2 separate regions of the Mus musculus genome follow, and region 1 is linked to region 2. A link is a loop called in an ENCODE intact Hi-C map of the cell type or tissue named here. Cell type or tissue: heart. All regions are shown on one strand. Each heading gives the region's core, and the rest is flanking DNA. Links, peaks and the distances in the headings are about the cores only. Region 1 holds the start of Itgb1bp2 (integrin beta 1 binding protein 2). Region 2 overlaps Ogt (O-linked N-acetylglucosamine (GlcNAc) transferase (UDP-N-acetylglucosamine:polypeptide-N-acetylglucosaminyl transferase)).

Evidence for each region. Peaks named below come from ENCODE experiments on the same cell type or tissue, not always from the same donor. Only the 100,000 strongest peaks of a DNase experiment are listed, where the experiment ranks them.
Region 1: it touches region 2 in a loop (2.9-fold over the local background); 7 of 42 quality-filtered maps call a loop at or near these places.

Annotation. Positions count from the first base shown.
Region 1 is chrX:101,447,109-101,452,448 of GRCm38, reverse strand. It overlaps Nono (non-POU-domain-containing, octamer binding protein), which reads right to left. Exons shown (of 12, transcript NM_023144.2): 12 at 3,856-4,855. The coding sequence ends at 4,721. Itgb1bp2 (integrin beta 1 binding protein 2) reads right to left here and starts at 3,340. Exons shown (of 11, transcript NM_013712.2): 1 at 3,213-3,340; 2 at 2,939-2,988; 3 at 2,788-2,844; 4 at 2,563-2,708; 5 at 768-862; 6 at 605-663; 7 at 425-495; 8 at 235-334. The coding sequence starts at 3,276. In heart, for the core only: no CTCF peak of the experiment used is centred there; a DNase peak (open chromatin) is centred at 3,398; H3K4me3 peaks cover 1,104 bases; H3K27ac peaks cover 934 bases.
Region 2 is chrX:101,669,012-101,674,392 of GRCm38, reverse strand. Ogt (O-linked N-acetylglucosamine (GlcNAc) transferase (UDP-N-acetylglucosamine:polypeptide-N-acetylglucosaminyl transferase)) reads right to left here. Exons shown (of 22, transcript NM_139144.4): 13 at 4,478-4,636; 14 at 4,273-4,362; 15 at 1,820-1,945; 16 at 1,180-1,350; 17 at 954-1,070; 18 at 681-851. Among named protein-coding and RNA genes, the nearest start is that of Gm52429, 24 kb to the left of the region's middle. In heart, for the core only: a CTCF peak has its summit at 2,304 (motif pointing left); no DNase peak of the experiment used is centred there.

The DNA.
Region 1 (5,340 bases), core at 341-5,340, 220 kb after region 2:
TAAAAAGCAACTTTTACCCCAAGAGGAGTCTCACCAGGGTATAAAGAAACAAGAAAACTCAGAAACATCAACTATTTCATATGGCCTAGACTCTGGGCTATGGAGTGATAAGAGCAGAATCTTACTTGATTTGTATCAAAGAAGAAGTTAAGGAGGTCAGCCATGAGATACTGGGAGGAGAGCTTATCTCTGGAATTGGGTCCTAACCGAGTGTTGAGGAAACATGGGGCTTACCTGCTTTGCCCAATCATGTCTACCAACTCTACATCCTGGCTGTGCCAGGAATGCCCCAAAATCCAGAGTCTGGATACCACAACAGCTCCAAGACTTCATCCTGAGGGAGGAATAGAGTGTATTTGAATTCTACCCCCAAGCCCTTACTCTTGTCCATATTGGGAGAAGCCTGCCCAGTCCCTTCTCTTACCCCTCATGAAACCGAGGTGCCCCTGGGTGATAGGTACACGGAGTAGCATCACTCTCAGGACCTTGGTAAACCTAAGAAGGCCAAAAGTGAAGTAGGTTATTCACATTCTTGCCTATAACCCAGGCATCCCTCTGGTTATCTCTCAGCCACATGCTTGAGCCCCGCAAAACTCTCACTCACAGCATCACATCCTGGGTTCTGGCAGCTGGAACCAGTCCAGATCAGACTATTGTCAAGTCCTGGGCAAAGGAAACAGTCAGCAACCTGTTTTATTTCCCCCACCCTACTGGCATTTACATGAAATTGCAGTCTTTGAGATCTGTCCTATGAAAGACCTACCTACCTGCTCCCGGTTCCTGGTCTAGTTCCTTCTGTTCCAAAGCCACTCCCAGGGCTTGAGATATAAGAAGTGGTAGCAGTTTGGGAGGCATCTCAGACCTAGAGGTTATAAGCTGGCATTTAGTTCCGACTCATTCATCAGAGTGACCAGCTCTAGCACTCTTACCCATGAGAATAAAGTCAAGTCAGTTTGGTGAAAATGAGCAGGGTCAGAGAAGTCATGTAGCAACTCCATTGGCAATTTTCCTCTCTGTGGACATTCACATTCTAGAACCCTGGGAAAGTACCCAGGGCTTCCTTTCTGGCTGGATGCTTCTCTTCCACATTTCCCCACAGAACTGTATCACTTTCTCTTCCTCTATTAGACTGTGGACCTTGTATTGTTCTCTGGAGCCTCGTGCCTTGCTAATATTACTTCCTTTCTTTGATGGAAGATGTAGCTTTTTATGTTTTTGTTTTGAGTCAGGGTTTCTCCATTTAACCCTGGCCATTCTGGAACTCACTCTGGAGACCAGAGCTTGCCTCAAACCCAAGAGATCCACCTGTCTTTGCCTCTTGAGTGCTGGGATTAAAGGCATGCTCTACCAGGCCCTGCAAGGTGCTTTTTTTTAGGGGGTGGAGAGATGGTTCAGCCAGGGTTGGGGGGTGGGGAGAAGACCTGGATTCGGTTCCCAGCACCTACATCAGGTGGCTCACAACTGCCTGTAACCACACACATACATATAAATAAAAATGTAAAAAAAAAGTTAGCCAAAAATAAAAACAAAAGTTGAGATCTCTGATTTCCTGGCCAGCCAGGGCTACTGTTTCAAAAGGAAATTCAGTTAGAAAACTGAGTTTTTGAGTTTTATTAGTGTGACACACATACTTCAGCACGTGTGGAGAGGTCAGATGACAACTTTGTAGAGTCAGTTCTCTCTTCCAGTCCTAATGTAGGTTTCACAGACCAAACTCAACTTGACAGGATTATGTAGGAATCACCTTTTTCTGTTGAACTATAGACTACTGGTTCTTTTGTTGTTTTGAGATAGGTTACCACTTGGTAACCATGACTGACCTCCAACTCACTGTACAGAATGGAGTAGCCTCAGACAAGTGGTGATCCTGCTGCCTGCCTCTGCAGTGTTGAAATGAACCAACATTTGATTTTTTTTTTAATTTTCTGTAGCCCAGGCCAGCCCAGTATCTACAGCAATTACTGATTCGGCATTCCTGGGTACCGGTATTAACAAGAATGAGCCAACAAAACACATGGCTGTAAGATTTCTTAAAGTTCTTCCAAGATCTTAAGAGATCAATACAGGTGTGTTGGTGGGGGCGTGAGCAAGGTACAATGATACACATGAAAATGTGATAATGAAACCCACCATTTTCTATACTAAATAACGATCATTAGAAACTAAAAATACACAACAAAAATAGCACTTCATTCTCAAGTAAGTGTGGTAGTGCCCACCTGTAATCTCAGCATTCAGGAAGTTAAGGCAAGAGGATTGCCTTCAAGACTGAGCTGACAGCTTATTTCTCAACAAAACCAAACACTGCTCTGCTGTATACTAAGCATGTATCTGAGGGGCTCTCTAGTCCCTAGAATAACACTATCTATTCCATCTTCCTTTCCACTGTCTTATAGCAAAGGACTTTTCTTGATACAAATTTCCCCCACAACAAAAGATGCATCATCCAAGTCAACACATGGCCCTCCTCAGATCCCTAGCCCCTAGTTTCTGAACCCCAGTGAGCCACTAATTCCTAGGGAAGCTACATGGACATAGATCAAAGCCCCCAGGTCTCTTTACTTAGGCCTTTCTCGGAACAAGGTCTCTGCTGACTTTGGAATTGTATTTAGAGGTTTTTGCTCCTGAAGTGAACTTGTGGCAGGGCCCTCAGGCTGAGGAGGGACCTCAGGCAGCTTCTCTGCACAGTGTAGTCCCACAGTACAGCCCTAGGACAGATTAAGGAGAGAAGAGTTAGAAGTACAATTCTTCTATAGGGAGCTGAATCCAAGGAAGTAAAGGGTTTACCTTGATGTTTAAGAACTCAGAGAAATCTACAGTTCGCTTTCGGCAGCAGGACCAACCCTGGGAACAAGAGACCCAGAAATCAGCTTAGATTTTCTGGGCATATTTCCTTGTAGAAAATGTTCTTGCTAAGCCCGCATCGCCCATTCCTCACCTTAAGTGCATCATGAAAGATTGGCACCCCAGGGTGATAGCGACAGGAATCTGTAGATAACCAGCACAAACATCAAGGCAGAAAGGTAACCAGGCCAAATGCCATCCCAGTTCTCTCCAGGTTCATGTTAATGGCATTTCATGGAATGTGGAAAGTCAAGATCGTCCAGACCAATTCAGTTAAGCCCAATTTTTGTTCTCCCTGTTCCCAATGGCCAGCTACACAGCTGACCCTAAACACCTACCCAGAACCCTGAGGTAAATAATTTACTCACCAGGGAGATTGGTATTGGGGTCAAAGTGTTGCCCACAGCCTTTGTTATAGCAGAGCAGAGACATGGAGACACTGAAGCTCACTCAAAGGGTATTTCAAGGAGTCTGGCTGCAGAGTGGGGAACACCTCTTAGCCTGAAGGCTTTTAGCTGCTTAGAAGGGCCAGCTGGTTCTATCTTTAGTTCAGGAGGCGTCCACCTCCAAACATGGGCAAGGGAACTTGAGTTGGGCTTCCCAGCCAATAGAAAAGTGTCCCAGAGCTGAGGCTCAGGAAAAAAGGATCAGGAAGAGCCCTTGGAACTTGGGCGAGGTCAGTTAACTACAGCAGTTTTAGATGTTGCCAATTCCAAGCCTCTGACATCCCAGCAGCTGCTCAGAAACAAAATACTAATTAAGTTCCCCACTCCCTGTGTGGGTATGGGTACAACCCCCTCCATTTTCTGCCATTACCTCCAGGTAGTGCCAATAGCACTGGTCCTAGCCATTCCACAATACGTAGCACCTTCCCCTGCCCAGGTTTGCCTGATGTTTTAATATTTCAATTCAAAGGTCAAAGATCACCGCTATGTAGTCTTATTGTATATACCTCCCAAGACAGAATTTCCTCCCCTCCCTTTTTTTTAAAGAAAAAAAAACAGCACAGAAAATGAAAAGGCTTCAAATGTATTTTAATAAGGTGATGCTGCATGACGTCTCCATTTCTCAGAAAACTTTCCAAACTGAAGGTATCTGGAACAATTCATAGTATACCAATAAAAATGCACAGCGTAGCTACCTAAGATAGGCAAGACTAAGAGCTACTGTCAGACCTTCACCACACAGCAACCCTGTTCCCAAGATTGTACTAGGCCTATCAAGAAAAGCTGTGAACAGCAACATCAGAGACACAAAGTGTAGTCCTTACCCAAGAAAAAGATGGAGGCAAGGTAACACAAGATTCTTTTAAGATATACTAAAATGAAAACCTCTAAGAGAAAATGTCTTCCTTAGGACATGAAGGGGTCATATATGAGATATAACACAACCGTACGTATGCTGTAACCTCTGTGGACATTTGTCTGAATTCTTACCTGGGAGTGAATGGAGGGATGGGGCTAGGTCATTGGAGGATGTTTATGGTTTGTGGTATATATGGCAGTGTCTCAGGGGTTGAGGGGAATAAAGATGAGAAAGTAATTAAAACAAGAGAGAGAGAAAGAGAGAGAAGGAATGATCAAGATTAATGGAGCTCTGAGTTCATTTTCCCATGGTTCTCCAGGCCCTCAACAATCAATATAGTTCAGGAATGCACCAGACAGTCTTGATAAAGCAATATACCACAGACTTTGACTTGTTGAATACCACCCCTCCCTTGCCCCTCTGCCTTCAAGCATGCTCCCTAGAGTAGTACAAGCAGGGAAGGCCTATCTATTGGGAAGAACCCCTAACACTTTTCCAGGGTAGAATTCTGGCTAGTCCAAAAAGGGCCCTTCTTTTAAGGGCTGCAGGAAACTAGACAATGCAACTTTATCTAATATCGGCGGCGTTTATTTGGAGCAAATTCAGCTCCCGGAGCTGGACGGTTGAATGCAGGAGGAGTTCCACCAATTGCTCCAATTCCTTCCATTGTTGCAGCTTGGCCAAAACGTTCAGTTGTTGGTGGGGTCTTAAAAAAGAGAAAGAGAACAATGTTACAGTAGAATCTATCTCTGCAGGTTCTAGCTCATCTAAGGTTTCTTCCCACTACAGGCCATTTCTACTTAACTACTCAAGTCTCCTCCTGACTGTTAGGAGACAGGCAACCAAGTCTGTTTAGAGCTCTAATGGAGAACCCTGAGAGGAAAGGCAGGCTTTACTAGTTACGGCTCCAGTCAGTCATCCATCCATCTTTATTTAGCTTTCTATCCACATTTTACATACAACTGACATTTCGAGGTTGCATAGGTTCTAGCCAATTTCTTTTTCATGAGCCAGGAAAAACAGACTATTGTTCTTTAGGAACCTTACATCTATCCAGTTTTGGCCCATTCCATTTTGACATTACAACCAGAACAACTTCAGGACTTTATGAAGCACAAGGCCCTTGGATTCACATCTGTTATATATACATCATAATATCTAACCTTCCTTGACTTCCCCCATGTAAAGAAC
Region 2 (5,381 bases), core at 183-5,182:
CCCAGCTAAACTGACTTTTAAAAAAAATTAAGGGGGAGGGGAATGGAGAGATGGCTCAACAGTTAAGAGCACTGACTGCTCTTCCAGAGGTCATGAGTTCAAATCCCAGCAACCACATGGTGGCTCACAACCATCTGTAATGGGATCTGATGCCCTCTTCTGGTGTGACTGAAGACAGCTACAGTGTACTCATATACATAAGATAAATAATCTTAAAAAAAAAAAAAAAAAGAGCCGGGGCGTGATGGCGCACGCCTTTAGTCCCAGCACTCGGGAGGCAGAGGCAGGCGGATTTCTGAGTTCAAGGCCAGCCTAGTCTACAAAGTGAGTTCTAGGACAGCCAGGGCTACACAGAGAAATCCTGTCTCGAAAAAAAACAAAACAAAACAAAACAAAAAAAGATCTGAATTGAAAGGTTGTGCAGGATTTGGCCAGAGAAAGGATAAGTTTACAGAAGCAAAAACTATATGGTGCACAGAAAGGCAAATACAAAATGTTAGCACAGTAGGTTCTCACTAAGGAGCCTGATAGCTGAAGCCAAATGACTTTAAAACCAGACACAGCTTCAAAAGAGCCAGTTCCCAATAAGCTTATCTCTTACTCTGTAAAATGGAGTGGCCATAAGACTTAGAGGAAAGGATGGGTGTCATGTATGTGATACATAATTACAGTCCTTTTACCTGTGTAGTCGCCAGTCCATTGCTAATACTGAATCCGTTAATTGTTATCTGAATCTGCCCTCTGTTAATCATTTCAATTACTGCTTCTGCAATCGTATTCATGGGAATAACGGGCATATTAAGAGCTGTGTTACTGCTGTCTGGATTGTCACCTCCATCAGGACATTTCATCTGGAAAAAAAAAATCAGCAAGACAAAAATGAACTATAAACAAAAAAAAAAAAAATCACAAATTTGATTTGCTTCAATGACAAATGCTGACTAGGTTCTGACCTTGACAATCTTCACATCGGGTAGGCTATCGAGAAATGCTTTGAGATCGATGCCATTCAGAACTATCCGATTATCATAAATGTGCCCATTGGATTTAAAATCGATGACTGCTTTTTTCTAATGGAAAAAAATTCAGACATCCCTTTTCGTAAAGGTGAATCTGGACAACAAAGGGAGGATCAAACACAGTTCTCGGGGTTTCCTCATATCATTGTTTTCTGCCTACCTTCAGGTGAGGGAACATATTAGCATGATCACCAATAAAGAAAGTATGGGGCATATAAGCCAGTTTCTCAGAATACTGCTCTGCAACTTCAGCTGGGGAAGTTTCCTGATCAGTGATGATGTAATCCATGAACAGTGCACCACTAGTCCCAGGGTAGCCCAGCCACATGGCCTTAAAAAAATACAAACAAAAACAATCAGACCAAAAGCTAACAACTGTTATCCATCCATAAACCTACCAACTTACTGTAGATATAGCAACCATCTCCCCAAAGGAGTTCTTTCAAACGAGAATCTTCATCAAAAGGCTCTCAAATTATGTATGTAAATAAATGAGAGGCTGGTTTCATTAGTCAAGAGCAATCCAGCAGCCTTTCCAAATAACTTTGTGTTAAGGTGTTCTTCAAATGTGTTAAGCAAAGGAGCTGTTAATAGAAAACCATGAAATGCCTGTTTCCACTGATATTTTACTGGTAGGCACTATGTCTACACCTAAAAATCTATCCTCGTCCATTCCAAGAACACACTTTTAAAATAAAGAATGTCTATTTTTGTTTTCCAGAGCAGTTAGCCAGATGGAGAAAACCCAAAACCCACTATCTTTTCAGACCAATAGACATTGTAAGTGATTGTTCTTTTACCTGAATAGGAGCTGGCCTAAGAGCAAAGAGCTCATTCCGAGCACCCTTGGTATACCCATTCATATTCACAAGGATGTGAATTCCATCTTGGTGGATGCGGTCGGCTGCTTTTCCATTACAAGGAATCTGTGGAACACACAGGAAGAACGATGTAGAATCTTAGATTAATACAATTGGTTTTAATAACATTAAACAGAATTTAGAGACCTAGATGAAAAAAAGAGATGGGAAAGCTAGGGCCAGTGGCTCACTCTTGTGTCCCAGCACTTGTTAGGTAGAAGCAAGAGGATCAGAAGATAAACACCAGCCTCAGCTACAAGAGACCCTGTCGCAAAAAAAAAGATGAGGGGGGGCTGGAGAGGTGGCTCAGTGGGTAAGAGCACTGACTGCTCTTCCAAAGGTCTTGAGTTCAATTCCCAGCAACCACGTGGTGGCTCACAACCATCTGTAATGAGATTTGACGCCCTCTTGTGGTGTGTCTGAAGACAGCTACGGTGTACTCAGACATGATTAAAATCTCTCACATAATCTACTGTTTACCTCTTTGAAAGAAAAAAAAACAGGCTAAGTTTGAAGGAAAAAAAAAAGGAGATGAAAACCAAGTCAGTGAACTAGGCAACATAGAGCTTAGGACTGCTATAATATCAAAGCATTGCAGAGATAGAAAATAAAGGAAGCTAAGCTTCCATCTAAATTGAATGGCTTAGTAAGTTCCAGAAAGGAGCTAGTATTTGAAATAGGCCTCAAAGATGAACAAGAGGCCAAGCACATTGTTACGAGCCTGGTAGGTAAGCATTATGACTTTGCAACCAGCTAGAGATAAATACTTAAGACTCTGTCTTAAAAAATAGACAGATAAGCCACATAACAAAAGATGACTAGAAGTTTGACATAATATAATTACAATGGAAAGTGGTATAAACAGAGGACTATAACAGACTCAGTAAGAGTGCTAGTGCTTCCTATACAAGCAAGATGACCTGAGTGTGGCTTCCAGGATCCATATAAAAAGCCAGATGTGGCCACCCATGTGCACCTCAAACCTTAGGTCTGTGGAGGTTGAAGGCAGGAGGATACAGAGTTTGCTAGCTTCCAGCCTAGCCCCAGGTTCACTGAGAGACCCAGTCTTCAGAAAAGAAGGTTCAAGAGTAGTACTGCAAGATCTCCACAGTTGACTGAGCATGTCTGGACTTCATTTTTGAGGCATGGTCTCTAGCCCAGACAGACCGTGAACCCTGATCCCACTGTCTCTGCCTCCACCTCTAAAAATGCTGAGATTATAGGTATGAGCCATAACACCCAGTTTATACAGTGCTACAAAGCAAATCCAGGGTTTCATGTATAATAGGAAAGCACTATACTACATTAACTATGTCCCCAATCCAGTGACTTATTTATACATGTGTTTACATGCAAATATATGCATACTTAGTTAGACATATTCATGTCTAAAGGTATATTTCTTTACTTGTCACCCATGTGAATAATAGAACCTACAGCAAATTAAATTCTCCCATAGGTTTCAACTTTAATTCATCACAAAATTTACAGAGTAAAGAACAGAGCCAAACACAGAAATAAAGACAACTAACCAGAAGGGCATGGTAGCACCTACCACAATCTCAGAACTTATAGAGGGCTGAAGCAAAAGGAACACTACAGAAGGCCAACCTGGTCTACATTGTGTATTTCAGGCCAGACAGGGTTAGGAGCATAGTAAGTCTCTGCCTCAATGCTCCCCCTGCCACCCTACAAAAGAATGAAACAACAAAGCTGGGGGCTGGTGAGATGGCTCAGTGGGTAAGAGCACCCGACTGCTCTTCCGAAGGTCCGAAGTTCAAATCCCAGCAACCACATGGTGGCTCACAACCACCCGTAATGAGATCTGATGCCCTCTTCTGGTGTATCTGAAGACAACTACAGTGTACTTACATATAATAAATAAATAAATCTTTAAAAAAAAAAAAAAAAAAAAGAAACAACAAAGCTGGGCGGTAGTGGCGCACGCCTTTAATCCCAGCACTCAGGAGGCAGAGGCAGGAGGATTTCTGAGTTCGAGGCCAGCCTGGTCTATAAAGTGAGTTCCAGGACAGCCAGGGCTATACAGAAAAACCAAAAGAAAAAAGAAAAAAAAAAGAAAAAAAAGAAAGAAACAACAACAACACACAAACATTCTCAGAAATAGGTAAGGCAACTTTCTACTACTGTGTTGTTTTATTTTTAATGAGATGGGGGCCTCACATAGCCTTTGCTTTCTTTGAAAGAAATCCTCATCTTCTTAACACCCAAGATGTATTTCCTTTTTAAACTATTTATTCTTTTATTTATTCAGTAGGGTTTTGTTTTTGTTTTGTTTTGTTTGTTTTTTCCTAGACAGGGTTTCTCTATATATAAAACTAAAAATCTTTTAGGGGAAAAAAAAAATGGAAGGATCAGAACGATCACAGTTTTACCTGAGAAAGATCAATGAAATGATTGGCTTCCGCCATCACCTTCACTCGAAAGTTTGTACCATCATCCGGGCTCAAGGCATAGCAGAATACCTGAAAGGCAGGGAGGGGACAGTGTGCTCAATAACCTTTGCTCCAACCTTCTCAAAAGGAAGTGAAGTTAATGCTGAAGATGACAGGGTAAAGCCACCAAAAAACCCATTCTTACCTCAAACTTATCAGGATTATGCATGCCTGGAATAGACTGCATAAGGTGTGAAGTAGGGTGATTCCCGAAGTCAGAACTCACATAGCCTACACGCAATCGGCCATCACTGAGCTTCAAGTCTTTTGGATGTTCATATGGTGGTTTATGAAGGACATTAATCTAGCAGCAGAATAAATGGTCATTAGGAAAATCAAGTCATGTGTAAATGTTTTATCTAAAAAACCGTTAGAACTGAGACTGGTGATGAAGCGCAGTTGGTAGTGCGCTTTGCCTAGCACATATAAAGTCCTAGTGGTTCTGATGCCAGAACCACATGAAAAGCAGGCATATGGTATCCCAACCCTCAGGAGGCTGAGGCATATGGATCGCTGAGCCTACACACTGGGTTACCAGCCATCCAGTATCATGTAGTGAGACAAAACAACAACGACAAAAACTACATGAGCATGTTGGTGCACCCCTGAGACCCTGTAATTGTGAGGTAGAAATATAAAGGATCTGAGGTTCGAGGTGATCCTCAGAGAATTTAAAGCTAACCTGGCATACATGAAACCTATCCCAAACAAAGCTAAAACAAATGATGACAAATCTAAAATTGGAGAGCTGGGGAGCTGTCTCAGCTGTTAAGAGCACTGATTGCTCTTCCAGAGGTCCTGAGTTCAATTCCCAGCAACCATATGGTGGCTCACAACCATCTGTAATGGGATCCGATGCCCTCTTCTGGCCTATAGATGTATTTTATATGCAGCAGAGCACTCAGAAATTAAACATTAAAACAACCATATAAACCCACACCTATGAAAAAAACTTTGGATAGCAAACTTCATTTAGTTCATGTGGCCAGTTTGATGTCACCTTAGCAGTTTAGGTCAGCAGTTCTGTGGCAGCTGCACAGTGTGCATGC